Regions from separate parts of the Homo sapiens genome. Here all the other regions are linked to region 3. A link is a contact called in ENCODE Hi-C or POLR2A ChIA-PET data. All regions are on one chromosome and are shown on one strand. Each heading gives the region's core, a stretch centred on a gene start or an enhancer-like site at or near the end of the contact. The rest is flanking DNA. Distances are from core to core; before and after follow the strand shown. Region 1 has its middle 26 kb from the start of MIR4733. Region 2 holds the start of RNF135 (ring finger protein 135). Region 3 holds the start of CRLF3 (cytokine receptor like factor 3). Region 4 has its middle 120 kb from the start of GOSR1.

Region 1 (6,957 bases), core at 2,084-4,583, 240 kb before region 3:
TGGCTTTTTACCACCATGAGATGTGGGGTGAGTGAATTAACCTCTCTAGTCCTTTGATGTCTTCACTTACAATCCAAGGATACGAATAGTACCTACCTCATAGGGCTGCTTTGAGGATTAAATGAAATCATGCTTATAAGATATTAAGTGCTACAAAGCACTGGAAATTGCTAGCCATTATTCTCATATAACTCTCATGATTACCATTACTTACAAATTGCCTGAAATCGATATGGTCACTGTGGCAGATTCCACGAATGGGTCCACACAATATCTGCTTTGACCATTTCTAAAACCTACAGTGTCTGGACTCTTTTGTAGCTAGGGTTCTGCCTATGACCCAGGTTCTGCCCAGCAGATGCCTATGTGCTCCAGGAAGATGAAGGTCATTTAAGTGAAGTGGCAGCACATGTAGTTGGGTCCATCTTTTTGCAGACATGACCGTGAAAGAGCCTTGAGAGAAGCCTCACTGTCCAGCCCCCAGCATCACAGGTATTGAATGGTGAGCAGCAGCAGTGGGGCTTCTGTGAGAACAGCCCTGTTTATGGCTGGGCATTTCTGCTGGGGTTGTTTCCGGCTGTGTGGTATCCTCACCTGTTTCTCTGGCACTGCTGGAAATCCCATAAGCTACCTAATACCCTGCTGTAACCCCTTTCTATTGAAACTAGCTAGAGTGAATTCTGTTGTCTGCAACTAAGAACACAGTAATTATCAAAACAATCAATACAGTAACTATCAGAATAATCCTTATTACTATAGTATAAAGATTTCTTTTTTTTTTTTTTTTGAGACAGAATCTTGCTCTGTCACCCAGGCTGGAGTGCAGTGGTGTGATCTTAGCTCACTGCAATCTCTGCTTCCTGGGTTCAAGCAATTCTCCTTCCTCAGCCTCCCGAGTAGCCGGGACTACAGGGGCACACCACCATGCCCGGCTAATTTTTTGTATTTTAGTACAGACGGGGTTTCACCATGTTGCCCAGGCTGGTTGTGGACTCCTGACCTCGTGATCCGCCCACCTCGGCCTCCCAAAGTGTTGAGATGACAGGTGTGAGCCACTGCACTGGTCAAGATTTCTTTATTAGTCATATTCAGGTTACTAAGGGATAAATAAAAATATGTATAAAAACCTTTCCCTTGGCCAGGCGCAGTGGCTCATGCTTGTAATCTCAGCACTTTGGGTGGCTGAGGTGGGCGGATCACGAGGTCAGGAGTTCAAGACTAGCCCGACCAATATGGTGAAACCCTGTCTCTACTAAAAATACAAAAATTAGCCGGGCGTGGTGGTGCGTGCCTGTAGTCCCAGCTACTCTGGAGGCTGAGGCAGGAAAATAGCTTGAACCCGGGAGTCGGAGGTTGCAGTGAGCTAAGATCACACCACTGCACTCCAGCCTGGGTGATAGAGTGAGACTCCGACTCAAAAACAAAACCAAAAACAGAACCAAAAACAAAAAAACTTTGCCCTTGCCTTCAAAATATATTTATCCTAAAATATACCGAATGAGTTGAAACCTGTTTTGTTTTTGTTTTTGTTTTTTAAAAAAAGCTTAATTTTCTTTGGCAGCAGAAAGCCTTTTCTAAGGAACTAGCAGAATGAGCTAATTAAACTTGAAGCTTTACGGAAAAGAATCCTCACTTGGGTCTTTATTGAGGATGACAGGCAAGCCTACCTGGCAGTGTTCTCTAGAAATTATAATGGGAGAGTTGAAAGGTGAGCCAGAAAGCCAGTTTGTGTGTATAAGTACTTGGCTCGGTAGGTTGTATATAGGCACTAATGTACTTACTTATAGGATGGTACCCAGGGGAGTGCTCAATTACAATGAGAAGAATGCCTTGAAAGAAGTAATTAACAAGAGCATTGGGATATCTCTCCAGACAGATTTTGAATTAATGAAAAATTACTGTGTGATGGGTACAGCCCTGGGTGAAGTGTGGTTTCAGTTTTACCAGTGTTCTTATCTGTTTTCATTGTCATTAGTAGTTTTAAAAATATAACATCAAATTCTTTCTCCTTAGAAAGACTGCTCTTTTTTTTGAGACAGGGTCTCACCCTGTCTCCCAGGTTGGAGTGCAATGTTGCAATCTCAGCTCACTGCAACCTCCACCTCCCAGGTTCAAGCGATTCTCCCACCTCAGCCTCCTCAGTAGCTGGAACCACAGGCGTGCAACACCACACCCGGCTAATGTTTTGTATTCTTAGTAGAGATGGGGTTTCACCATGTTGCCCAGGCTTGTCTTGAACTCCTGGCCTCAAGCAATCCACCTGTCTTGGCCTCCCGAAGTGTTGGGATTACAGGTGTCAGCTATGGCACCCAGCCATGGACTGCCGTTACGGTGTGTTTTTTGAGCGACTGTGGCCCCATTGGCCACTCTCTTGTCATTTTTATTCAATGCCTAGTTTCCCATTTTCTCCCTTATATCTTTCTGGCAAAATGTAATAACCTGTTCAAAGCAGATCAGAGAACTTCTCACAATGCTAACAGGCAGAACGGTCAAGTGCTTAAGGTACTTATTGTCTGTCTTCCTCCATAAAAAAGGACAGAAAATGCTGGACCTCTGGCTTAGTCTGTCAGTTGGTATACTAGTTTCCTATGGCTGCTATAACAAAATGCCACAAATTTAGTGGCTTAAAACAACACAAATGTATATCTTATAGTTCCGGAGGTCAGAAGTCCAACATCAGTTTCACTGAGATTTAGCCAAGTGTTTGCAGAAATGGCTCATTCTGGAGGCTTCAGAAGGGAATACATTTCCTTACCTTTCTCAGTTTTGCAGGCTGCCTGCAGTCCTTGCCTCACAGCCCCTGCCTCACATCACTCCAAGCTCCTGTTTCCGTGAGCACATCTCCTACTCATCACTCTGACCCTCCTGCCCCCTCTTATAAGGACCCTTGTGATTACATTGGCCCCACCTGGATAATCCAGGGTTGTCTCTCCATCTCAAGATCCTTCATATAAATCACATTTTCAAAGTCCCTTTGTCATATAAGGTGATATTCACAGATTCTGGGGATTAGGGATTACTCAGCCTACTACAGGTTTCAGGAAAGCAAGTTCTAGCTTTGTCAATCAATGAGGACTCAGAGGTTACATAGAGAAATGATGAGGAGATCAATAAAACCAACAGGCATTTGAGATACAAGGCAAATATCTGGTTATCTTGCTGTCCTCTCAGCACAGGTGCCTTTTGCTGCAGACTCTAGACTTCTACCTTTATTGTGACTGTCTTTACTTCCTCTCTGTCTGACTGATGATTCTAGTATTTCTAGCAGTCAAACTGAGTCAGCCAGAGCCCATCCTGTAGAGGGCGCCCCTTTTCTGCCTGGCTCTTTTACGAGGACATCTCATGGCTGCTGTCTAACCTACAGATGGCAGCTTTTTCATCAGTCACTAATCCTTGGTCCACTCAGCTTCAGCCAGGAAAGCTGGGCCACAAGACACAAAATGTGTACAGGAACCACGGGCCTTTGTCTCTGAAAGGCGCTGGGAAGTTGCAACAATTCAGAGATTGTTAGACTCTTCTCCAAAACACTGTCAGTGACCACAGAGTTTGGGCAAAATTTTTTGCTTCCTGATTTTTGAAACTGGGATGCTTGTAGGTGCTTGTTAAAAATGGATTTTGGTTAATATTTACAAAATATAGTATTCCTAAGAAATCAAATTAGAAGGTCCAAAAATAGAGTGCTTTGGAAAGCAAAGGCTTGTCATGATGGCCTGTAGTCTAATCATAGACTCTAATTACAGGAAAAGATACACATGCAACAAAGGAAGTCTTCTAGGTCAAAGGTCTTTATGGTACTTCAGATTATATAAAGCAACACACTGGAATTCCCAAGCTCTGAGTCATCCATGAAAAAAATATTTCATATGGCTTCCAGGACACTGAGTTGAATTCAGACACCATTTTATAAACGTCTACTCTCTTTGATAGAGGAGATCTAGGAAAGGAGAGAAGTAATCTGGAGCATAGCACAGAATTAAACTGACTTTTCTTTAATGGAGTCATAGAGCCTGTTACACTGTGGATTCTTGGATCGTGTCAGATAATCATAGATTGAGCCACTGGATTAGTCATAGCATGAATTTCATAATCACCATATAATTGACACAGACCTTTAAACAGTCCTTTTTCTCCTGGAAGCCAGTTTTTTGCTGGAATTAAATGAACTGACCCTTTCTGCAGAAAATGGAACCAACTTTTCACTTCGCTCACCTTGGCAGTAATTAGGAGCTTTCTAGGAGTTAGCACTCCTCCTCGCCAAGCTGTCCAAGTGGAAACAATCAGATTATCCTTAAGAATGCAAAGGTTGGGCCGGGCGTGGTGGCTCACACCTGTAATCCCAGCACTTTGGGAGGCTGAGGAGGGTGGATCACGAGGTCAGGAGATAGAAACCATCCTGGCCAACATGGTGAAACCCCGTCTCTACTAAAGTACAAAAAAAAAAAAAAAAAAATTAGCCGGGTGTGGTGGTGCGTGCCTGTAGTCCCAGTTACTCAGGAGGCTGAGGCAGGAGAATCGCTTGGAGGCAGGAGAATCACTTGAACCCAGGAGGCGGAGGTTGCAGTGAGCCGAAATTGTGCCACTGCACTCCAGCCAGGCGACAGAGCGAGACTCCTTCTCAAAGAAAAAGAATGCAAAGATTCTCTCTCCAAGTGGGAGACCAGAGCAAAGGTAAAGGGGAAAATATTTAATGTTCAGGCTGTGAAGAAAACTAATTAACTGATTGTACTATGTGTATTTCCACTTCATAAACACCAACAATTAATTAAGCCATTATACAGCTCAGGCACATCTAACTCTAGCTTGGACTCTGGAACCAGAAGGACCGCTCAAATCCCAGCTTGGCCACTTACTAACAGTGTGATTTTTGGCAGATGGGACCGACAGGGGTGCATGTTCCATGGGAATGTTGTGACAATAGCAGATGAAATTCACATGGCAAATTATGTGAGTGGGAACCCTCACTAAGCCTTACCTACTTTTTGTTAATCACTGTTTACTCTCACCATTCCAAATCTCTAAGCCCTATCCAGAGTCATGTCACAATCAGAAGCCACCTCAAACCACCAGGCTACCCCTCCCTTCTTTGAAACTCAGTTTTGGAATCTTTTTTGTACTTATTTGGGCTTTCCAACCTTCCAGGAACACTTTTTTGTTTTTTTTGGGGGTGGGGGATGGAGTCTCTCTTTGTCGCCCAGGCTGGAGTGCAGTGGCGCGATCTCAGCTCACTGCAAGCTCCACCTCCCAGGTTCACGCCATTCTCCTGCCTCAGCCTCCCAAGTAGCTGGGACTACAGGTGCCCACCACTACGCCCGGCTAATTTTTTGTATTTTTTAGTAGAGACAGGGTTTCACTGTGTTGGCCAGGATGGTCTCGATCTCCTGACCTCATGATCCACCCACCTCGGCCTCCCAGAGTGCTGGGATTACAGGCATGAGCCACCGCACCCGGCCACCTTTCAGGAACATTTTCTAACACTTAAACTTAAGTCTGGAGTTTGGCTTTTGATGATATCTTCTCCTCCCCTATGTTCTAAGCAACTTTCTTTTATTCAAGAGTTTCCTTCATTCTTTCTCTCCAATTTTTCATTCCTGGTCTTCTCTTTCCCCAATTTTCTCTCTCCAAGGCCAGAGATTGAAGAGGAAATTCCCATCAAGTTTAGAAAATGTGAAATGTGTTCAGGCTCGGGGAAGGAGAAAGAGAAGAAATCATACCTTTATGATTCCTTTCTTTTCCCCCAACACATATAAGTTCAGCCCCTGGTAAATAATTCCCTTCCCTTTCCTGGTCTGTAGTTTCTCAACCTTCTTGGAATCTCCTTTGAAAATATAAATATTTCCTTCCATCCCTCACCCCAATTTTATTCAAAACTTCAAAATAAATGTGATATGACTAAAAACATATTAAAACAATGGTCATCTTAGAATATGCCTATCCAGACTACACAAGCACCCTGAGAAATGTGAAATCTCTCCCTTGGCCCCCTCTCCACTCCCAGGCAGTTGCCAATCACCGCCTGGGTTTAATGATCTTCAACAGAATGTGCTCTAAATTGTCGAGTTTCCTGGCCAGAGCTGGCTCTTTGGGTGTAAGCTCCCAAAACTGGTGACCATTTCTATCTAATTCTGTTTGTGTTTCATCCAGAATAGCAGCTTGTCATATAAGCACTTAAGTCTGATTCCTGATACAGATTTCTTGGCAAATATTGGGTATGGTTAAGAGACCTTGTTCTGGAGTCATGCCACACACAGGACAGCTACCTTTCATGGCCTCTGCGGCAATCACATTAGGACCAGGTTGACGTGGTTCTGGCCATTTGACAGGGGTAGATGTGATGTATGTCACTTACAAGCCTGTTCCCAAAGTGTCCCACACTATCTTCCACACTAGTTGGGCAATCACATAGAAAAGATCTAGGAGAGAACTTCAAGAAGGCTCTGGAGGGGGGTTATGGAGCTACAAGATAGAAAGTGCGTGGATCCCTGAGTCACAGCTAGAAGGAGATTGCCCGAGAGGGCTGCCCAACTCACATTCACTGTGAGGTGAGGGAGAAATGAATCCTTATTGCATTAAGCCACACAGATTTGGGGATTCTTTGCTACAGTAGCTAGTGTTAATTAACCTAATACATTTTAAAAGTTCTTAGAATATAATAAGCCTAAGAAAAAGTTAGTTTTTATTAGCTTATTATTTGTTCCATCCACTAACATTTATTGTGTATTGCAGGTAATGCTGCATATGTTTCCCACAACACTTTAGAAGGTGGGTACCCAGGCCTTGCTCTCTCTCACCAGAGGGCCTTTATCTATGTTTTCTCTGGCTTACCTATTCCTTCCTCCCCTCTCCACATAGTCAACCACTACTCATCATTAAGACCAAAGCTCAGGTATGCTCCTACTCATCAAAACCCTCCCTAACTCTCTAGACTAGATCAGTGTTCCCTATTACATGATCTCATAA
Region 2 (6,646 bases), core at 63-2,562, 150 kb before region 3:
ACGAGGTCAGAAGATCGAGACCATCCTGGCTAACAACGGTGAAACCCCGTCCCTATTTTTTAAAAAAAGAAAAAAACATACAAAAAATTAGCCAGGCGTGGTGGCGGGCGCCTGTAGTCCCAGTTACTCGGGAGGCTGAGGCAGGAGAATGGCGTGAACCCGGGAGGCGGAGCTTGCAGTGAGACAAGATGGCGCCACTGCACTCCAGCCTGGGCCACAAAGCAAAACTCCGTCTCAAAAAAATAAAAGGTTAAAATGAGGCCAGGCGCTGTGGCTCATGACTGTAATCCCAGCACTTTGGGAGGCCGAGGCGGACGGATCATCTGTGGTCAAGAGTTTGAGACTAGCCTGGCTAACATGTCGAAACCCCGTCTCTACTAAAAATACCAAAATTAGCCGGGCGTGATGGCGCACGCCTGTAATCCCAGCTACTCTCGAGCCTGAAGCAAGAGAATCACTCGACCCTGGGGGGCGGAGGTTGCAGTGAGCCGAGATCACGCACGCCATTGCACTCCATCCAGCCTGGGCGACAGAGCGAGACTCCGTCTCAAAGAAATAAAGAAAAAGGTTAAAATGGCCAGTTTTAATGTTATATAGATCTTACCACAATTTTACAAGTTTCAGAGAAAGAGACCGAAGATCGATTGGGAAGAAGTTGAAATATGCCAAGCTGTGTAACAGCTAAGTTGACAAGCTTTCGGAAGATGGGGAATTTGTTTTTTTCTACTTCTTCATACTTTTATGAACTTTCCAAAGTGCCTCCGAAGAGCGGAACTCGACTTTTAGACTGAGAAAAGGAACGTAAAAGTAGAACGGCTGAGGAAAGGGGTTCGAGCCACATGGGAAAGGGTCAGGCGGCGGGCAGCCCGGGGGAGCCAGGGGAGCTGCGGGCCCGGCCTCCCTACCCGCTGCAGTTCCGGGCGGCGCCGGGGCCTCGCGGCCGCGCTGGAGAGGGAACTGGAGCCCGGGCAGGGGCAGTGGGCAGGGTCGGAGCCCGCCTGTATCTCGCGTGCGGCGCGGCGGTACTTGTCGGCCAGGTCCTGCAGTAGCGTGTTCTTCCGCAGGTGCGGCTGCTGCGCGGCGCCCTGGCGGCAAGTGGGGCAGGCCCAGCGGCGGGCGTCGCGGGCGCCCCACAGGGCCTCCAGGCAGTGGCGGCAGAAGCTGTGGCCGCAGGGCAGCGTGGCGGGCCAGTCCAGCAGCCCCTGGCAGATGATGCAGCCGAGGTCGTCCTCGGCCAGCCACACGGGAACGGCGGAGCCCAGGCCCAGGCCCGCCATGGCCAACAGGCGGCCGGGGCGCGGACGTCGGGGTTGAGCCGGGCGAGTCTCCTCAGGCTCCTCCCTCGCCCTTCCTCTTCCCCTTGCCCTCCTCCTTTTCTCGGCCGCCTTTTCTCCTCCTTCCTTGGCGCCACCCCGTCTCCTTCCTCCGATCCTGCTGAAAACAGACTTAGAGCCTCCAGTGCCCAGCTGGAAAGACAGAGCTGACCTTCAGTGGCGGCCTCTTGCCCTGGGAAACCAACATGCCGCGAGCTGCTAGAAACCCGCGGAGGTCTCCAAGATTCCCTTTAGCTGGATGTCCCTCCATTAAGATGCAGCACCGTTGGATGTCTTCGTCCGTTGGCTTAAAAAAAAATAAACAACAAAAAAGATGCAACACCGACAACTCTTGGGAGGAGAGGACTCCATTCAGCAGCTTATTTATGAGAATGAGCCCACGAAGTGTCATCCAGCTCCTCTAACAAGTAGCAGGGGATTAAAGATCACCGATGCACAGCCACAGGGAGCGTCCTCAAAAATGCTGATGTTCGGCCCCGCTCGCAGGGAGTCTGATTTCATTGTCTTGGGTGGAGCACGGGTATTTTGTAAAACCTCCCCCAGGTGATTCTGACGCGCATTCAAGGTTGAGTGAGCGAACCCTTGGCTTTTTAACTCGCAGGTATAATGCAGAGTTGTGCGCTGTGTCCTTACCGCCTTCTGCGGGATGTAAGCGCGTTTCCCAACAGACACTCGGACAAAATTCTAGAAAGTGTTTTCCTGAGAAGGCTCACTCACTCACTCACTTCGCATCCCAGTCCTAAACGCATTGCAACCAGAAAATGTTAGAGCTAAAAGAGCACCACGTCCTCCCAGATGACCCAAAGAGGTTAAAAAAAAAAAAAAGAGAAAAAAGAAAAACTTGCAGGCTCTCATGGTAACAATGAAGCGTCAGAGACTAAAACCCACAACTCCCCAATCTGTTGAAATGAACTAACAACGTCTCATGCTTTACTTTATCCTTTCTGGCCTGGGCTCAAAGTAGGTATCAGATAATACAAGTTTGTAGCCGACCTTTGGATCACTTGAAGTCAGGAGTTCAAGACCAGCCTGGCCAACATGGTGAACCCTCATCTCTACTGAAAATACAAAAAGAAAAGAAAAGAAAAGCCAGGCGCCCTGGCGCATGCCTGTAATCCCAGCTACTTGGGAGGCTGAGGCAGGAGAATCTCTTGAACCCGGGAGGCGGAGGTTTCAGTGAGCCAAGACTGCGCCACTGCACTCCAGCCTGGGCGACATAGGGAGACTCCGTCTCAAAAAAAAAAAAAAAAAAAAAAAGAAAAAAAAGAAAGAAAAGAAAGAAAAAAAAGCGTTTGTGGTTATTTCTAATACTGGAAGTGTCATGGAGTAGGCAGCGCTGCTCATCAACGTTTCCAGTGCTTTCCCTTTCTGGGCACATGGTAGGACTGGCACTTCCCTGACCCACTTGAAACACACAGAGGTAATATGTTACTTCCCACCAGCTTTAAAGGCGACTGAGCCGGCCATTGTATCCCTTTCTGCCAGCTGCCCCAATTATGGAGATGAAACCATCATCCGGTGACCTGGGTCACTGAGTGGCTAAGATGAGCAGACTCCCTGCCAACGCACCCTAGGATACGTAGTAAGAGGGAGAAGAAAACTAGGATGTATTCAGCTTACTGAGATTTAGTGGGTGTGTGCTGCTACAGCATAACCTAGCCTATCCTGACTGATGTATTACCTGGATCTTGTTCTAGAATCTCCGCATCGGAGTAAAATCGTAGTTTCTAAGAGCCTCTTTTTTTCTGTAAAACGGGCATGATACTAAACACTTAAACATGCTCAGATCTTCCAACTTAAAAAATGAAATCACTGGCGGGGCGTGGTGGCTTATGCCTGTAATCTCAGCACTTTGGGAGGCTGAGGCAGGTGGATTGCCTGAACTCAGGAGTTCGAGACCTGCCTGAGCAACATGGTGAAACCTTGCCTCTACAAAAAAAATACAAAAACTACCTAGACATGGTAGCGCAGGCCTGTGATCCCAGCTACTCAGGAGACTGAGGTGGGAGGATTGCTTGAGCCAGGGAGGTGGAGGCTGTAATGAGCCATGAGATCTCAGGAGGTCAAGACTGTGGTTAGCTGTGATCACACCACTTCACTCCAGCCTGGGGAAGGAGCTAGACCTAGTCTCAAAAAAATTAAAAATTAAAAAATAAAATAAAATCACCTTTGACCTGAGCCTCCCTGGAACCAGCTCTCCTCTTCTCCATTTCACAGCCAAGTTTCTGGAAAGAGTGAGTTAACCAGTAGTTTTCAAACTTTTTTCTTGGACACGCCCTAAAAGTTTTATGCAAAATCATGCAGTGGTTATAAGAAAGGGGGAAGTGGGGGCCGGGCGCAGTGGCTCACGCCTGTAATCCCAGCACTTTGGGAGGCTGAGGCGGGCGGATCATGAGGTCAGGAGATTGAGACCATTCTGGCTAACACGGTGAAACCCCGTCTCTACTAAAAAATACAAAAAAAATTAGCCGGGCGTGACGGCGGGAGCCTGTAGTCCCAGCTACTCAGGAGGCTGAGGGAGGAGAATGACCTGAACCCAGGAGGCGGAGCTTGCAGTGAGCTGAGTTCGCACCACTGCACTCCAGCCTGGGCGACAGAGCAAGACTCTGTCTCAAAAGAAAAAAAAAAAAGAAAGAAAGAAAGGGGGAAGGGGGAGAGTGGTCAGCTCTGGTAGTAAAAATATATTAGCAAATTCTTCATTTATATCAGATTTTTTTTTTTTTTGAGATGGAGTCTCACTTTGTTGCCCAGGCTGGAGTGGAGTGGAGTGGCACAATCTCGTCTCACTGCAACCTCCACCTCCCGGGTTCAAACCATTCTCCTGCCTCAGCCTCCGGAGTAGCTGAGATTACAGGCGCTCGCCACCATGCCCGGCTAATTTTGTATTTTTAGTAGAGATGGGGTTTCCCCATGTTGACAGGGTTTCTCCATGTTGGCCAGGCTTGTCTCGAACTCCTGACCTCAGGTGATCCGCCCACCTCATCCTCCCAAGTGCTAGGATTACAGAGGTGAGCCACCGCGCTCAGCCTACATCAGACATTTTGTCATTCTTGGCCGAGTGCGGTGGCTCATGCCTGTAATCCCAGGACTTTGGGAGGCCGAGGCAGGCGGATCATGAGGTCAGGAGTTCGAAAAATACAAAAAAAAATTAGCTGGGCGTAGTTGCAGGCACCTGTAATCCCAGCTACTCAGGAGGCTGAGGCAAGAGAATCATTTGAACCCGGGAGGTGAAGGTTGCCATGAGCCAAGATGGCACCATTGCACTCCAGCCTCGGCAACAGGGCAAGACTCCGTCTCAAAAAAAAAAAAAAAGAAATTTTGTCATTCTTTTATCTTTCTGAACTTGTATTTCCATTCCATTTCCTCCACAGAATTACATTCCAAAGCAATATATTTCATGCATGAAAGTCTTTTATCACTTTGTAATACTTCTCTACAACAAAAGTATGTATGTGTATTAAATTTTTAATTCTTCTTAACTTCCTGTGACAAAAAGGCTCTTGGTAAATTTTTTCCCCTGGATTTAATTATCAATATAATTACTATTAGCAGTCAAACAAAAGAAAAGTATGCTGCAATTTATAACTTTTATATAAATAAAATAACTTTTAAAGACAGTAAACATTTTATTGGAATGATAGCTATTAATAAGACAGATGGGCTCATTTCTTTCAAAAATGCATTTATGCCCAGGCACGGTGGCTCACATCTGTAATCCCAGCACTTTGAGAGGCCAAGGTGAGCGGAACACTTGAGGTCAGGAGTTTGAAACCAGCCTGGCCAACCTGGTGAAACCCTGCCTCTACCAAAAAATACAAAAATTAGCTGGGCATGGTGGCCTGAGGTCCCAGCTACTCCAGAGGCCGAGGCAGGAGAATTGCTTGAACTTAGGAGACGGAGGTTGTAGTGAGCTGAAATGGCACCACTGCACTCCAGTCTGGGCAACAGAGCAAGACTCTGTCAAAAAAAGAAGCATTTATCTATGAATGAACATTACTTAATGATAGACAAACTTTTGCAATAAATTCTATTTCTTTTATGTTTTTATGTGTGCCGAGAAATCTTGTTCACATGTATAAATAGATGACAAAATTGTCACTCATTTTGTTGAATACTTTTTGAGATATATGCAAAAAAGTCATATAGTGATAATCTCTCAATTAACAACTTGATTTGATTTTTCTTTAATTTTTGTTGAAAGCAAGAATTTGAGGTCGGGCGCGGTGGCTCACACCTGTAATCCCAGCACTTTGGGAGGCCGAGGCGTGTGGATCACGAGGTCAAGAGATCAAGACCATCCTGGCAAACACGGTGAAACCGCGTCTCTACTAAAAATACAAAAAAAAAAAAAAAATTAGCCAGGCACGGTGGCGGGCGCCTGTAGTCTCAGCTACTCGGGAGGCTGAGGCAGGAGAATGGTGTGAACCCTGGGAGGCAGAGCCTGCAGTGAGCCAAGATCGCGCCACTGCACTCCAGCCTGGGCGACAGCGAGACTCCATCTCAAAAACAAAAAAAAGAATTTGAAACACTTGTGTTACAAAAGTCGTTAGAAGTATTCACTTTAAAAATAAATAAATAAATACATAAAAATAAATAAAAAAATAAAATAAAATAAAAAAATAATAAAATAAAACTTAAAAATTAAATAAATAAATAAATAAAATAAAAATAAATTAAAAAAGATCAAATAAAAAAAGAAGTATTCACTTTCTCATTTTCTGGGTGTTATTGTAACGTGGCTGACTCCATCTTGCTGCTAGCCTCACAGGCTGGCTGTCTTCGCTCATTCCTGGGGTAGGCCAAGCTAACCGTGGAAGGAATTTAGTTTATAGTTTAAATTAGAAGCCAGGATGATAATAGTCCCTCCCTAAAACTAATCCTTTCCTTATTCAGGGGGCTGAAACCACCTTTGTAAAACCATTGAAAGGCCACAAAATTAAGTTTATGGGAGGGGCCTGAATTCTGCTGAGATGTTGACACAATTTCTATAATCCCTTACCTTCAGGAGTTATGTAGCCAGAAGTCACAAGATTTGTGGCTTCTTCAATTGCTCCTATAGATAACATCACTATTGTAGAATCTAAGATTGGTGGAGATGTTTTCCAGACTTACGCCACCAGGACTGGTGACTTGTGACTCAGTTGGCCATGTGGCCTCAACCAGAGGTGGACTCAGTTCATGAGGACGATTTTCCACACCCGTAATGACTGCATCCCCAACCAATCAGCAGCATCCATCCCCTAGTCCCCTGCCCACCAAACTGAAAAACCATAACCTCCAGCCTTTGGGGAGACTGATTTGACTGATAATTC
Region 3 (7,402 bases), core at 104-2,603:
GCCTTAGCTTCCCAAGATTACTGGTGTGAGCCACCATGCCCTGCCCATAAGGTTTTATTACATACAGTCACACCTATTGTGACAGATACCTTCCGGTCTGGCAAGCCCAAGCCCAGCTTATTCACTACGGTCCTTACAGATAACACTTGCCAACACCCTTCTTGGACTTGTGCCAGAATTGCTGTCCTGCTGGTCATCTCTTGGGCCTCTCTCTTGGATCCCCCATTCGTCCACGAGCTTCTGGGTGGTGACACCTGGGTTTTGTTGTTGTTTTTTGAGACCGAGTCTCGCTTTGTTGCCCAGGTTGGAGTGCAGTGGCACAATCTTGGCTCACTGCAACCTCTGCCTCCCGGTTCAAGCAATTATCCTGCCTCAGCCCTCGAGTAGCTGGGATTACAGGCGCCCACCACCACACCCGGCTAATTTTTGTATTTTTAGTAGAGATGAGGTTTCACCAGGTTGGCCATGGCTGCTCTTGAACTTCTGACCTCAGTGATCCACCCGTCTCGGCCTCCCAAAGTGCTGGGATTACAGGCGTGAGCCACTGCTCCCCGCTGACACCTGGGTCTTAGTAAATTCCCCTAAGGCCTGCTCTGCTCTTAAGGACCAGGGCTTTTGTCATCAGATCTGGGCTCAAATTCTGCGGCTTGGAAAAGTCGATTCGCTATTTTTTAAAATTTTTAATTTAAAAAAAAGTATTTTTTATTTAGAGACAGGGTCTCGCTCTGTCGCCCAGGCTGGAGTGCAGTGGCTCCATTACAGCTCACTGCAGCCTCGGCCCCCGGGCTCAAGCGATCCACTGGGACCACAGGCGTGCTCCACTACGTGTTGCTAGTAGTAGCAGTAGTAGTAGTAGTAATAGTAATAGTAGTAGTATTTTTGGTGAGAGAGGGTTTCGCCGTGTTGCCCAGGCTGGGTCTCGAACTCCAGAGCTCAAGGGATCCGCCCGCCTCGGCCTCCCAAAGTGCTGGGACTGCAGGCGTGAGCCACCGCGCCCGGCCGATTCCCCCCTTTATCCCTCAATTTCCTCATCTGAGCAATGGAGATACAGGTAGGGCTGAAGGTCAGGCAAGAATGCGATGAGCTGTGAGAAGCACTTGGCAAGGTGCGGGTTATCAACCTTGCCAGGCCTCAGCACGTTTCCCAAGGAGGCCCAACCAGCGGCGCTGTGCCGCAGCACGGAAGAGGCGGGGTGAGCCGCGGGGCGGGCGGCGCTGGGACCCGGACGCCACCCGCGCGAGGCGCCGCCGTGCGCCCGTCAATCAAGGTCGTCGTGGGGCATGGGGCGGCGGGGCTGGGCGGTGCTTCCGCCTGCGCGAGGCCGCGCCGGGCCGCTTGGAGGCGCCCGGTGCAGTCGGGAACCCGCGCTAGGTTTCGCCGGCCGCGCGGCCAGATGAGGGGGGCGATGGAGCTGGAGCCTGAGCTGCTGTTGCAGGAGGCCCGCGAGAACGTGGAGGCAGCGCAGAGCTACCGGCGGGAGCTGGGTCACCGGCTTGAGGGGCTGCGTGAGGCGCGGAGGCAGGTCGGAGGGCCACACCCACAGGGGCGCTGTGGGCCCGGGGGTGGCGCGGATGCCGGGCGAAGGCTGGGAGGGCTTTGAGGGGTGGGACTGTCCGAAAACTCTGGAGTAGGGAAGAGGCATTCATTTGAAAGGAGACCTAATGGAGTCTGGGAACGGGGAAGGTGGGAGTTGGGGAGGTCGTAAGGGGAAGTTTTGGGGGTGGAGGGAGGGTGTGAGGAGCGTTCACTAAACTGTGGGGCAGCGATGGGAGTAGCGGTGGCCTCCGAAGTTTGGGAGAGTGAGGGACCAGAGCAGAATCCGAGGGGGTCATGCGGGTAGTGATGAGTCGGGGGAGGAGGAGACTGGTAAAAAACCTGCGGTGGGTAGGCGGGGAGGCATTGATTTTAGAGAGCCTGAGGAAGAGGTGGGACAGTGACCTGGGAGAGCTGAAAGTGGAGACAAAATGGATATTGGAAGGGGAGGACTAAGGGGCGAGAGTGAGGGAGAGGTAGGGATTGAGAAGCAGTAGCATTTGACAATAAATGCGGTTAATGCCTGAATAATATGTCATACGATCTTGAATGCTTTTTAAAAAATCATTTAGAGTAATCCTGTTCTAGAAGGTTTAAAATTTAAGGTGAAGGTGAAGCTATGTTGGAAGAGCAGAAGGAAAATGATTTCCTTTTCCTTGAGAGAGGGAATACAAAGGTATAGAGAAATGGAAAAATAGATTTTAAGAGAGGAGTGCTGAAAGGAAAAGCTAAATATAATTTCAAGTGGTGCAGTTATCTGTTTCACAGGGCAAGAGTTATCAAAGATACAGGAAAGCCATATGGTTTCTCTATACCCTCGAATATATATAGAAAAAGATATAACCCGCTGCCAATTGGCGATAGGACGGATAATCTTCAGAGTACTATTAACGCAACTGCTTAATAAGTGCTTTTTGAGTGAGTGGGATTCCATCTGAATTTCTCTGGGTCATACTTGATATTAATCTAGTTGGTCGTCTTAGCACTTCCTTGCTGCATATAACCTGAAAATGGTAGAAAAGTGCTGTGCTAACAGTGTCTTTGGATATTCTCATCATTAACGACTCAACATGTTTTGGGTTTTATATATATATATAAAACATATACAAACATATATAAGTATGTATATATATAATCTGTTTTTTTTGAGACGGAGTCTGGCTGTGTCGCTCAGGGTGGAGTGCAGTGGCACTATCTCGGCTCACTGCAACAACCTCCGCCTCCCGGGTTCAAGCGATTCTCCTGCCTCAGCCTCCTGAGTAGCTGGGATTACAAGTCTGCGCCACCACACCCGGCTAATTTTTGTATTTTTAGTAGAGAGGAGGTTTCACCAGGTTGGCCAGGATGATCTTGAACTCCTGACCTCGTGATCCACCTGCCTCAGCCTCCCAAAGTGCTGGGATACAGACGTGAGCCACCGCGCCCGGCCGGGTTTTATATATTTAAAAATATTTGTAAAGCCAGTGTAGGCCAGACATCATTTGCATTTTAGTGGCGAAACCGGAAGCAGAATCTAGATATGATTATGCTGATTTGGTGAATACTTTTCAAGGCCTTTCAATGCACTCATCTCTATTTCTCTTTGAAAATATCTGCATTATTCCTTCTGCTATTTTGAAATAGGGACTCTAGATGTAAGACATTGTATGAAAAGAAAGATATTAAAATACCATCTAACATTTCAGTCAGTTAAGATGTATTCTATATGACCATGATTATTGTTTTTGTATTAGCAATTAAGAATCAGAGTTGACACTAAATGAGTGAGTTTAGCACCTGGGAGTAATTAATTTCTCTTGATATTGGATGCATTAAAAAAAATCGTGATTACACCCTAGATGGTTCAGTATTCAATTTTCAAACCTGTATTTTTTCAATTTTATATCCAACAATTTAAATACAGGACATGCTTTTCTGTGGTTTAGTTTATTATGAGCTTTGTTTTGTTTTGTTTTTGAGGCCCATTGTCTTGGGCTTCAGACAGAAAACACTAAATGAACATCGATCACAATTAGGTTCCTGATGACATTGCCTTCTGACTAGACTGAGTAATAATGTAGTTCTCTTTTGTGAGTGTGAGTCTCTTTTGGGAATGTGTTTTGTGCCAGTGGCAGTTACAACAGCATCTCTCGAAGCTAACTCTAGTGGATTGTGCATGTTTGGGTTTGTGGCATAAGTCCTCTGTCAACTTGCATTTTAAGGAAGGTCTATGGTACAAAAATATTATCAAAGTAAGCAGCTGCTTTTGTTTGGTGGTTTGGATATTTTTAGGGTTCCAGTCATTTTCAGAATAACTGTAAAATATATGGCACTTTAGTCAAGGATTTTGCATGGGAGAAGCATGAGAAGAGCAGAGAGGAAGGGATGCCACCTGTCGTCTGTATTTTTTACTTGCTGATTTTATATCTTTTTGGCAGATGATTTCTTTTCTTTTTTTTTTTTTTTTTTTGGCGGGGGTGCGGACAGGGTTTTGTTACGTTTCCCAGGCTGGTCTCCAACTCCTGGGCTCAAAAGATCCTCCCACCTCTGCCTTCCGGTGATGGAATTACAGGTGTGAGCCACTGTGCTGCCTGGCATGTGACTTTTTTTATTGAGATATAATTCACACACCGTAAAAGTCATGCCTTAAAGTTTACAATTCAGTGGTTTTTAGTATATTCATAGAGTTGTCCAACCATCACCAGTGTCTAATTCAAGTATATATTCATCACCCCCAAAAGAACTCCTTAGCTGTCACTCCCATACCCCCTGGCAACCACAAAACTACTTTGTCTCTATGGATTTGCCTATTCTGGTCATTTCATATAAATGAACTCATACAGTATGTAGCCCCTTGTGACTGACTTCTTTGACTTAGAATAATGTTTCAAGGTTCATTGATGTGGTAGCATGTAACAGTACTTCAAACCTTTTTATGGCTGAATAATTGTTATGTGGATATACCACATTTTATTTATCCATTCATCAATTAATGGACATTTGGATTATTTCCACTTTTGACTATTATGAATAATGCTTCTGTAAAGAATTTGTAGACAACTTTTTGTGTGGACATGTTTTCAGTTGTTTTAGAATATAGCTAGGAATTGGTGGATCACATGGTAACTTTTTGTTTAACCTTTTCAGAAACTCTTGGCATACTTTTTTTCCTTTTTTCTTTTTTTTTTTTTTTGAGAAAGGACCTCACTCTGTCACCCAGGCTGGAGTGCAGTGGCACAATCTCAGCTCACTGCAAGCTCTGCCTCTCAGGCTCAAGTGATCCTCCCATCTCAGTGTGCCGAGTAGCTGGGACTACAGGCACGTGCCATCACCCCTGGCTAATTTTTTGTATTTTTGGTAGAGATGGGGTTTTGCCATGTTGTCCAGCCTCCTGGGCTCAGATGAACACCCACTTTGGCCTCCCAAAGTGTTAGGATTACAGGCTTGAGCCACCGCACCCAGCCTCTTTTTTTTTTTTGAGCCAGAGTCTTGCTCTGTCACCCAAGCTGGAGTGCAGTGGCATGATCAGAACTCACTGCAGCCTCGACTTCCTAGGCTCAAGCCATCCTCCTGTCTCAGATCCCCAAGTAGCTGGGGCTATAGGTACACACCACCACACCTGCCTAATTTTGTTTAATTTTTTTTAGTAGAGATGATGTCTTCCTGTGTTTCCCAGACAGTTTCTTCCTTTTTTTTTTTTTTTTTTTTTGAGAGAGTCTCGCTCTTTTGCCCAGGCTGGAGTGAAGTGGCACAATCTTGGCTCATTGCAACCTTCAGCTCACTGCAACCTTAGGCTCACTGCAACCTCCGCCTCTTGGGTTCAAGAGATTCTCCTGCCTCAGCCTCCCGAATAGCCAGGATTACAGGCGTCTGCCACCATGCCCATCTACTTTTTGTATTTTTACTAGAGACAGGGTTTCACCATGTTGGCCAGGCTGGCCTCGAAGTCCTCACCTCAGGTGATCCTGCCCACCTCAGCCTCCCAAAATGCTGGGATTACCACCGTGCCTGGGTGAGCCACCGTGCCCAGCTGCCAGGCCGATTTCTAACTCCTGAGCTCAAGCAATCCTCTTGCCTCGGCCTCCCAAAGTACTGGTATTACAGGTGTGAGCCACTGCATCTGGCCTACCTTTTGTCTTTGCTTTAGTTTCTTATCCTTTAAACTCTAGCATGAAATTTGTCTCGTATTGAGAAATCATGTTGTATGAACATTTAGAAGGAAGAAGAATAAAAATGTTTTTAAGTTATTCTGTCAAAACTGCCAACATGTAGCAGTTTCTCCTCTTGTGGTTAAGTTTGGGCTCTACCCTCTGTTTTCAGAGAAAAGGAAGTTCTGTGTAGGAATGCAAGGATTGTCTGTTAACTCTTAATGTTTGAATAAGTTAAAGGCTAGAAAGCTGTTCATTGTCTTCAGGAAATCAGATAATGTTTACAGCCAACTTGGCCTAGCTGATGTTGAAATCATTAAGAATAGTTCTCTATAGCTCACTGGAATCCTTGGTACTAAGATGTAAATACCAAAGAAATTAACTCCCACTGTCCTTAAATATTCATTTGTTCATTCACTCAATAAATATTTATTGGGTGCCTACTGTAGGGCTGAGAAACTTCTAGGTCCTAGATTCTGTGTTCAAGGAAATAGATCACTGCCCTCATGGATTTATGCTTTCCTCTTTCCTTTGGTGGCTGATACTTAGGTTACTACCCCTAAAAACAAAACAAGTAAGAAAAATATAAGTTCTATTTGTGTATTCATTTTTATATTTCACTTCTATTATATCTTTCATCACTTGTCCTATTTCTACAGCATTGGCCTTTCTGTTTGTTATAAGTAGAGATCCAGCCTGGCCAATATGGTGAAACCCCGTCTCTACTAAAAAAATACAAATTAGCCAGGTGTGGTAGCGTGCACCTGTAGTCCCAGCTACTCAGGAGGCTGAGCCAGGAGAATTGCTTGAGCCGGGCAGGCGGAGGTTGCAGTGAGCCAAGATCACACCACTGCACTCCAGCCTGGGCGACAGAGCGAGACTCCATCTCAAAAACAAAAACGTAAGTAGAGATAACTGATCAAAATGTCACGTAGTGATGTCAGCTGGCCACTCAGGCCTCACAGAGTGGCACCACCTTGATGACAATGCCAAAGTCAGGGCCTGGTCTTTAATCTTTGTAAGTCCAAAAACTTCATCTTGGTACATTATCAAAGGGGAATTAGTTGAGGTACTGGAGGTGTCTACAGTGAGAAATGCCAGTATTTTAGTCTGTGTGTTGTAGTTCACTCTATAAAATGACTATGTTGGCTTTCATGTACCTTTTGGTATTCTGATTCAGTATTTCTCAGGACACTGACAAAAGCAAGTCTCTGCTCCTTCAAGAGCAAATGGTAAGATCCTGGTACCTAATTAAGATACTAGTTGGTGGCTGGGCTCAGTGGCTCACGCCTGTAATCCCAGCACTTTGGGAGGCCGAGGCGGGTGGATCACATGAGATCAGGAGTTTGAGACCAGCCTTCAACATGGCAAAACTCTGTCTCTACTAAAAATGTAAAAAAAATTAGCCAGGTGTGGTGGAATGCACCTGTAATTCCAGCTACTCTGGAGGCTGAGGCAGGAGAATTGCTTATACCTGGGAGATGGAGGTTGCAGTGAGCCAAGATGGCACCACTGCACTCCAGCCTCAGCAACAGAAGAAGACTGTCTCAAAAAAAAAAAAACACTCAAAAGTTATTTCAAAAAACCAAGACAGGAAGTCTCAGTAGCTTAGCAAAGAAAAGAAAGCTGTTGGCCAGGCGTGGTGGCTCACACCTGTAATCCCAGCATTTTGGGAGGCTGAGGCGGGCGGATCACCTGAGGTCAGGAGTTTGAGACAAGCCTGACCCATACGATGAAAACCT
Region 4 (6,942 bases), core at 2,031-4,530, 220 kb after region 3:
ATTCACTGACTGTGGTTTTAAGAATAATATGTGGAAAGGTCTAATATCAATTGTGGGCAGAGCTCTCACGGTTCAAATATTTCAGAAAGACAGTGTATGAGTGTGTGAGTGTGTGAGTGTGTGTGTGTGTGTGTGTGTGTGTGTGTGTGTGTCACCATGCAAGAAATGTTTATACCTTTCAGTAAAAAGGCAATTCCGCAATAAGGTTATTACCAAGTAACTAAAATTTATACAGCATATTGAAATCAAAGGTACTCTATAAATTTAAAATACTAATATGGTATTAACTTAAAGCAAAGAACAATAATTTTAAAACATCTTACAGCCCAAGTGTATTGTAAACCAAATATAAATTCACTGTGGGATCTGTCTTTTTTTAAGTGATTTTTTTTCCTCTATTAGGGAACCCAGGTCTAAATGAACTGTTAAACACTTAGTCTAAAGGTATGCCAAACATTTCTTAAGGTCTTAACAAAGAATCAACTTTTTTTTTTTTTTTTAAACAAAATGAGGCCTAGGTTAAGTATTTTATTTGGCTTCTCAAGATGGACTGAGAAGTTGGGCACCAGCTCCAGACCAATTCCTGGACGCACATCAAACACAGCCCTGTCATTTATCCTGTCAGTCAAAACAATCTTTTCCATCTAACCCTTTAATGTTTATGTCCTAAAAAGCTGCTAATTAAATCCAGCTCTTGAGATCTATTTGCTAAAATATATCCCATCTAATTTGTAAATGATGAACAAAAATGAAAAAAAAAATGTTCGCTTTCCTGGCAAAACAGAAGACTCCACTATAACCAAAGGAGGAAGGACAATGTTTTTAACATTTGTCAAATTTTAAGAGAAAACTATTCAGAGACAAATAGTTGTAAGAAACTCAGAGTACCTCAAACTGTTTTTCCTATTAAGTGGACACAGGGTATTTAAAAAATCCTCAGAAAAACCTGAAACAAAATCACTCTATAAATGTAGTTCAATATTCCCTCTTCCCCTAAAATATAAGCATAATCTTTCCTCTTAACAAACTTTACTTATAAATTTTTATAATGTATCATAGGCAGTACAGAAACCACAGATAAACACTTTAAGATCTACTGAGTCATACTAAAAACCTCAACTCATTTTATCTGCAGAAAATCAAAATCCCTATTTTTTCCCTCATTTTCTCTATGTAGCCTTGAGGGAAGTAAATGGAAACAGCTTATTTCTGATGCTTTCTGCACACCTGGGATCGCATGTTCTTTCGATGATCACTGATTCCAGATAGCAACAGATAAACTCTAAAGCAACAAAGATCCCCTAAAAAGGTTTCCATTGACTTCTCCCAATATAAGGACATTGAATGGGGGGGAGTAGGGGGAAATACAAGTATCCTCCAATCCAGGTTTTCCATTAAGAACCACTCAGTTAATGATTCCCTGCATTTTTCCCTAGGGAAAGCAAAACTGTCATGAAGGTCGTATATTATTTAAATTGCAGCCAACAGACATTCGAGATAAATTCTCAAATACCAAATTCACTGCAAGTTTTCATCTAGCTGTACTGGGATGTGACACACAGGCATTCAACCACAAAATTAGCTCAAATAAATCTCAAAGTCTAGTGTGGACAAACATAATTACAGTTTATTCGTACACGTGCACGCACACACAAATCCTCTACGGAAAATTATCTTTCTCACCACTCATCGGAATATAAACGTGGACAATTTATCAGGGGTAAATGGTGAAGGTAGGATAACGTCGTGATTTCAATTCCTTTTCAAACCAAATACAAGTTTTCCTAAAATGGGGGTGACATGTCCATGTAAGAATACCAAAAATGGCACTGTAAGCAAAAATGTACCTGTAATGTTAAAGATTTCATGCGCCTGGAATCATAAACACTTTGTAAGTGTAGTCTTCTATCTAGCAACCCCTCCGGACATTATTTTCCATTTAGAAAAAGGAAGGGGGAGGGTGGGGAGAGTAAGAGAAAGTTTGCTCTAAAGTTTGTATGAGCACATAGTTAGAAAAGTACCCCCTACCCGCCTCCAAAAGTGTGTTTTTAAAGCAGGTCTGGAGTTAGAAGTGACACAAGTTCTGCGGCCTACAAGGTACAACCCCAAACATGCCACCCTACAATCAGACACTTCCAAAACACAGTGTACAATGAGCCCGAGCCGTCGGATCAGACAGGCACATGGGAAAAGTCAACCTCAGTCTCCTCTCCTCAGAGAGACCTGAGTTTAAGGTGTGCGGCCCCGGCAACGGTGGCCAGAGGCGGGGAGTAAAGGTTTTGCAAGCGGGCATAAGTGGGTGTGCAAGGTAACAACCCGGGAACACACACGTACACCCTCCCGTTAAGCGCTCCATCTTTAAGGAGTGTTTACTGCGCGCAGTCTGCAACCGGATTCAATAATCCCCTTCACGAGCCCACCTGGGCCGTAGCCCAGGGGCTGCTGCTCCCCGAGCCCCGGGAGGCAGCGTCGGGCTCCTTGACCAAGACTTTTCAGCCCGAAATCCGCTGCGATGCGAACGGGTGTATCCTCCCCTCCACAAAAGACTACCCCGCCTCCCCGAGTCATCCTCGGCTTTTTAAAGAATGTCCAAACCAGAGCGAGTGGCTTTCCAATTACTCTCCCTGAACTAGGCCTTCCTACTCCTCCGACCCCCAACTCACCATTGATCGCGATCCTGGCCCTTCCCAAGTCAACAGGTACCCCGCGCCAGCTCGCCCACCCGGCGGCTGCCCAGCCCGGCCGCCGCTCCCCATCACCTGTCGGGCGCAGTCTGACTGGCCCGTTCCTCCGGCTTCAGGGGTTGGACATGTCCCCGGCGGCGGGGTTGGCGGGGGCGGCGGGCGGGACGGGGACAGGGGCGACGTCGAAGCGCGGCGGAGTCACCACAGAGGCAGGGGCTGAGGCCCGAGCTGCCGGCGCTGCGACCGCCACGGCCGGAGGGTCCCGGATGTGGCGAGCGTCGTCGTCCTGAGCCGCTGAGCTCCCCGCTCCTCCCACTTCTCCTTCCTTGGTCCGGGCAGCACAACTAGGCGGCAGCCGGCCGCTGGCGCCCCAGCCGTCTCCTCGCGGCCTCCGCGGCCTTTCCCTCCTCTCCTCTAGGCTAGGCCCAGTAGCCGACGGGGCTGGTCGGCTGAGGCGGGCGGTGCTCGGCGGCGCCGGAGCAGGACTCTGGGCTCGGCTACTCCTCCTCCACCCGCCTTTTTGTCTGAGGGACCCGGGACCTGGGGCTGCCGCCACCACTGGTCGGCTCCGGGGGACTGGGAGGAGACGGGAGTTGGGGCCGTTGGGGCCGGGCGGGGCCAGCGGGCGCGCGCAGAGTACCCAGGGTGCCCCGGGCTGGCACCGGCCGTCAGGGAGTGGGTGAGGTGCCGCCGAGGGTCTCACGCGGAACGCGCGCAGGGAGCAAAGTGGCAGCGGGGGCGACAACTCTGGCACCTGGAGGGGCATAGTGTCCGGTCCACTTAAGGAGAGCTTTTGTCCAAGCAGGGCCGACTGCATTTATTAGACGCCCACTGCGTGCAGAGCGCTCCTAGAGGCTGGGGCGAGGAAGGTTAGAACCGAGTCCGCTGCCCGCTGGGAATCTGGCGTCTCTCGGGCGAGGGAAGAGACAGCATTCCCACGCCAATGGTTCCAGCAAAGCCCCAGGACTGCTCTGCTCCTGGTCTTGTAGTTGACACCTCCATCGGAGACTCACCTGGGGGAGGCGATCGGGTTACCTGCCGGCTCCTGCTCTTTTCAGGTGCAGCCAAGGATAGGGAGATGATAACATCTGAAAGGATTAACAAGATAAACCTTGGAGAGTAATGTATGAAGGGTTGTTCATACACTGCTGTATTTAGTTATCTCAGGAGGAGAAAGAAAATTTCTTTTTAAATGTGTACCTTATCCTTTGACCTTGTAACTTTACTGCTAGGATTTTTTTTTTTTTTTTTGACAGGGTCACCCTCTGTCGCCCAGGCTTGAGTGCAGTAGTGTGACCACGCCTCACTGCAGCCTCAACTTCCTGGGCTCTGGTGATACTCTCACATGAGCCTCTGGAGTAGCTGGGACCACAGGTGTGCACCACCACGCCCCATTAATTTTTGTATTTTTAGTAGAGACATGTTTAGTAGAGACATTTAGGTTTCCCCACGTTGCCAGGCTGGTCACGAACTCCTGACCTCAAGAGATCCGCCTGCCTCGGCCTCCCAAAGTGCTCTCAGGCTCGGCTCCCTGAGCCACCATGCCTGGCCCTATTCTTGACAAATAAATAATAGTACGGAAGATGTTCTTTGCTATATTCCATTAATAACAAAAGGAATGAGGGAACAGCATAATGGTCCATGAACCGCATGCTTTTTAATGCAGCCATTTAACTGACAAGTTTTATGAAGATCATATAATATGGAAGAATGTATATGTAATGCAAAGTTTAAAAACAGAATAGAAGTTGTATGCATATGCATGCGAAAGTATGTAGCACAATGTAAACTACTAAGAACAACAGCGTGGGAGATTTTTTATGTGATTCATTAGTTTTGCTTTAGGCTGTTATTAATGCAATTTTAAATGTTTTGGATTAATATATTTTAATCCTTATTCCATGCCAGTCATTTCTTTTAATGCATCAGTGTAGTCACCTCTCCAGATAGTTACCTCTGAGAGCATTTCATCAGTTTGGATACAGCCTTACAATTAAAGTAATCCAAAAAAGTATATGAAGTTCTAGACATCACACTAGAAATACCACAGATAGGCCGGGCAGGGTGGCTCACCCCTGTAATCCCAACACTTTGGGAGGCCAAGGCGGGCGGATCATTTGAGGTCAGGAGTTCAAGACCAGCCTGGCCAACTTGGTGAAATCCCGTCTCTGCTAAAAAAAAAAAAAAAAAATATATATATATATATATTAATTAGCCAGGCGTGATGGCGCATGCCTGTAGTCCCAGCTACTAGGGAGGCCAAGGCACGAGAATCGCTTGATCCCGAGAGGTGGCAGTGAGCCAAGATCACGCCACTGCACTTCAGCCTGGGCAACAGAATGAGGCTCCGTATCAAAAATAAATACATAAATAAATAAAAATAAAAATACCAGAGATAGTGCCAGCAATTCATTCAACAAATATTAAGTGGCTATTTTGTGCAGAACAATGAGCAAGGTCCTTTAGAAATGCTTCCTTGTACTACAGATATATACAAATCAATGTGAACAATAGCTGCTACCACAATTTAAGAGGCTGAACAGTGGCAAAAAACTTAGCAAACTGATGTACACATTCACATTTGCCTTATTTTTATGGCACATTCTTTGTTTCCAGCCACCCAACTAACATAATTTGTAGCTTTATATTAGTTAATGTAAGTTAGTATTTCAGAAGGTGATGGGAGACCTGGGGGAGACTGCTTGTTTTGAAGTTTAAAGCAGTACATTCAAAAATGTAAGTGACAGCATAGAAAAATGTATACAGGGTTAACATGCAGAGGTTTGTATTTAGGCTTTCTTGTAAGTTTAAATACTATTGTTTAAAACAAATATTCAGATAAGAATAACACTTTAAAACCATTCAAGGACTGGGCATGGTGACTCATGCCTGTAATCCTAGCACTTTGGGAGGCTGAAGCAGAGGAATCAGTTGAGCTCAGGAGTTTGAAACCAACGTGGGCAACATGGCGAAACCTCATATCTACAAAAAATTAGCCGAGAGTGGTGGCATGCACCTATAGGCCCAGCTACTCGGAAGGCTGAGATAGGAGGATCACCTGAGCCCACAGAGGTCAAGGTTGCAGTGAGCCATGATCATGCTACTGCATTCTGTGGGGGAAAGAAATAGAGATCAGACTGTTACTGTGTCTATGTAGAAAGAGGAAGACATAAGAAACTCCATTTTGGGGATCTAATTAAACTAAAGAGCTTCTGCACAGCAAAAGAAACTATCATCAGAGCGAATAGGCAACCTACAAAATGGGAGAAAATTTTCGCAACCTACTCATCTGACAAAGGGCTAATATCCAGAATCTACAATGAACTCAAACAAATTTACAAGAAAAAAACAAACAACCCCATCAAAAAGTGGGCGAAGGACATGAACAGACACTTCTCAAAAGAAGACATTTATGCAGCCAAAAGACACATGAAAAAATGTTCACCATCACTGGCCATCAGAGAAATGCAAATCAAAACCACAGTGAGATACCATCTCACACCAGTTAGAATGGCGATCATTAAAAAGTCAGGAAACAACAGGTGCTGGAGAGGATGTGGAGAAACAGGAACACTTTTACACTGTTGGTGGGACTGTAAACTAGTTCAACCATTGTGGAAGTCAGTGTGGCAATTCCTCATGGATCTAGAACTAGAAATACCATTTGACCCAGCCATCTCATTACTGGGTATATACCCAAAGGACTATAAATCATGCTGCTATGAAGACACATGCACACGTATGTTTATTGCGGCATTATTCACAATAGCAAAGTCTTGGAACCAACCCAAATGTCCAACAATGATAGACTCATTAAGAAAATGTGGCACATATACACCATGGAATACTATGCAGCCATAAAAAATGATGAGTTCATGTCCTTTGTAGGGACATGGATGAAACTGGAAATCATCATTCTCAGTAAACTATCGCAAGAACAAAAAAACCACACACCGCATATTCTCACTCATAAGTGGGAATTGAACAATGAGAGCACATGGACACAGGAAGGGGAACATCACACTCTGGGGACTGTTGTGGGGTGGGGGGAGGGGGGAGGGATAGCACTGGGAGATATACCTAATGCTAGATGATGAGTTGGTGGGTGCAGCGCACCAGCATGGCAGATGTATACATATGTAACTAACCTGCACATTGTGCACGTGTACCCTAAAACTTAAAAGTATAATAATAAAAAATAAATAAATAAATAAAAGAAACTCCATTTTGATCTGTACTAAGAAAAATTCTGCTGCCT

The links. Hi-C counts contacts between places; a loop is a spot of excess contacts on that map. ChIA-PET counts read pairs that join two places held with the same protein, here RNA polymerase II (POLR2A). Pooled maps may share reads with other maps.
Region 1: a loop to region 3 is called in a pooled map, with 2.5 times the contacts of the local background. The contact joins the enhancer-like site here to the promoter of CRLF3 in region 3. A Hi-C loop is called at or near these places in 3 of 50 pooled maps. POLR2A ChIA-PET finds 5 or more read pairs at or near these places in 3 of 52 experiments (T-cell, activated CD4-positive, alpha-beta T cell and activated T-cell).
Region 2: a loop to region 3 is called in a map of CD14-positive monocyte, with 4 times the contacts of the local background. The contact joins the promoter of RNF135 here to the promoter of CRLF3 in region 3. A Hi-C loop is called at or near these places in 4 of 168 maps with a recorded cell type or tissue (B cell, CD14-positive monocyte, GM12878 and 1 more), 21 of 37 single-sample maps with no recorded cell type and 17 of 50 pooled maps. POLR2A ChIA-PET finds 5 or more read pairs at or near these places in 8 of 52 experiments (A549, B cell, MCF 10A and 5 more).
Region 4: a map of heart left ventricle shows a loop between it and region 3 (7-fold over the local background). The contact joins the enhancer-like site here to the promoter of CRLF3 in region 3. A Hi-C loop is called at or near these places in 4 of 168 maps with a recorded cell type or tissue (OCI-LY7, chondrocyte, heart left ventricle and 1 more), 15 of 37 single-sample maps with no recorded cell type and 16 of 50 pooled maps. POLR2A ChIA-PET finds 5 or more read pairs at or near these places in 1 of 52 experiments (Caco-2).

Annotation. Positions count from the first base shown.
Region 1 is chr17:31,064,872-31,071,828 of GRCh38, reverse strand. No RefSeq gene overlaps it. Among named protein-coding and RNA genes, the nearest start is that of MIR4733, 26 kb to the left of the region's middle. Within about 2 kb of position 3,333, at least 13 of the 41 ENCODE cell types and tissues checked have a DNase peak (open chromatin) inside an H3K27ac peak, as active enhancers do.
Region 2 is chr17:30,965,705-30,972,350 of GRCh38, reverse strand. It overlaps RNF135 (ring finger protein 135), which reads right to left and starts at 1,312. Exons shown (of 5, transcript NM_032322.4): 1 at 906-1,312. The coding sequence starts at 1,277. RefSeq lists enhancers at 497-746, 775-1,336, 1,437-1,686, 1,337-1,898, 1,967-2,026 and 1 more and a silencer at 817-1,356.
Region 3 is chr17:30,818,643-30,826,044 of GRCh38, reverse strand. CRLF3 (cytokine receptor like factor 3) reads left to right here and starts at 1,353. Exons shown (of 8, transcript NM_015986.4): 1 at 1,353-1,522. The coding sequence starts at 1,394. RefSeq lists an enhancer at 1,060-1,354 and a silencer at 1,062-1,441.
Region 4 is chr17:30,596,734-30,603,675 of GRCh38, reverse strand. It overlaps the pseudogene SMURF2P1-LRRC37BP1 and the pseudogene SMURF2P1. Among named protein-coding and RNA genes, the nearest start is that of GOSR1, 120 kb to the right of the region's middle. RefSeq lists a silencer at 2,915-3,394. Within about 2 kb of position 3,280, at least 40 of the 41 ENCODE cell types and tissues checked have a DNase peak (open chromatin) inside an H3K27ac peak, as active enhancers do; they include OCI-LY7 and heart left ventricle, where a contact is called at or near this core.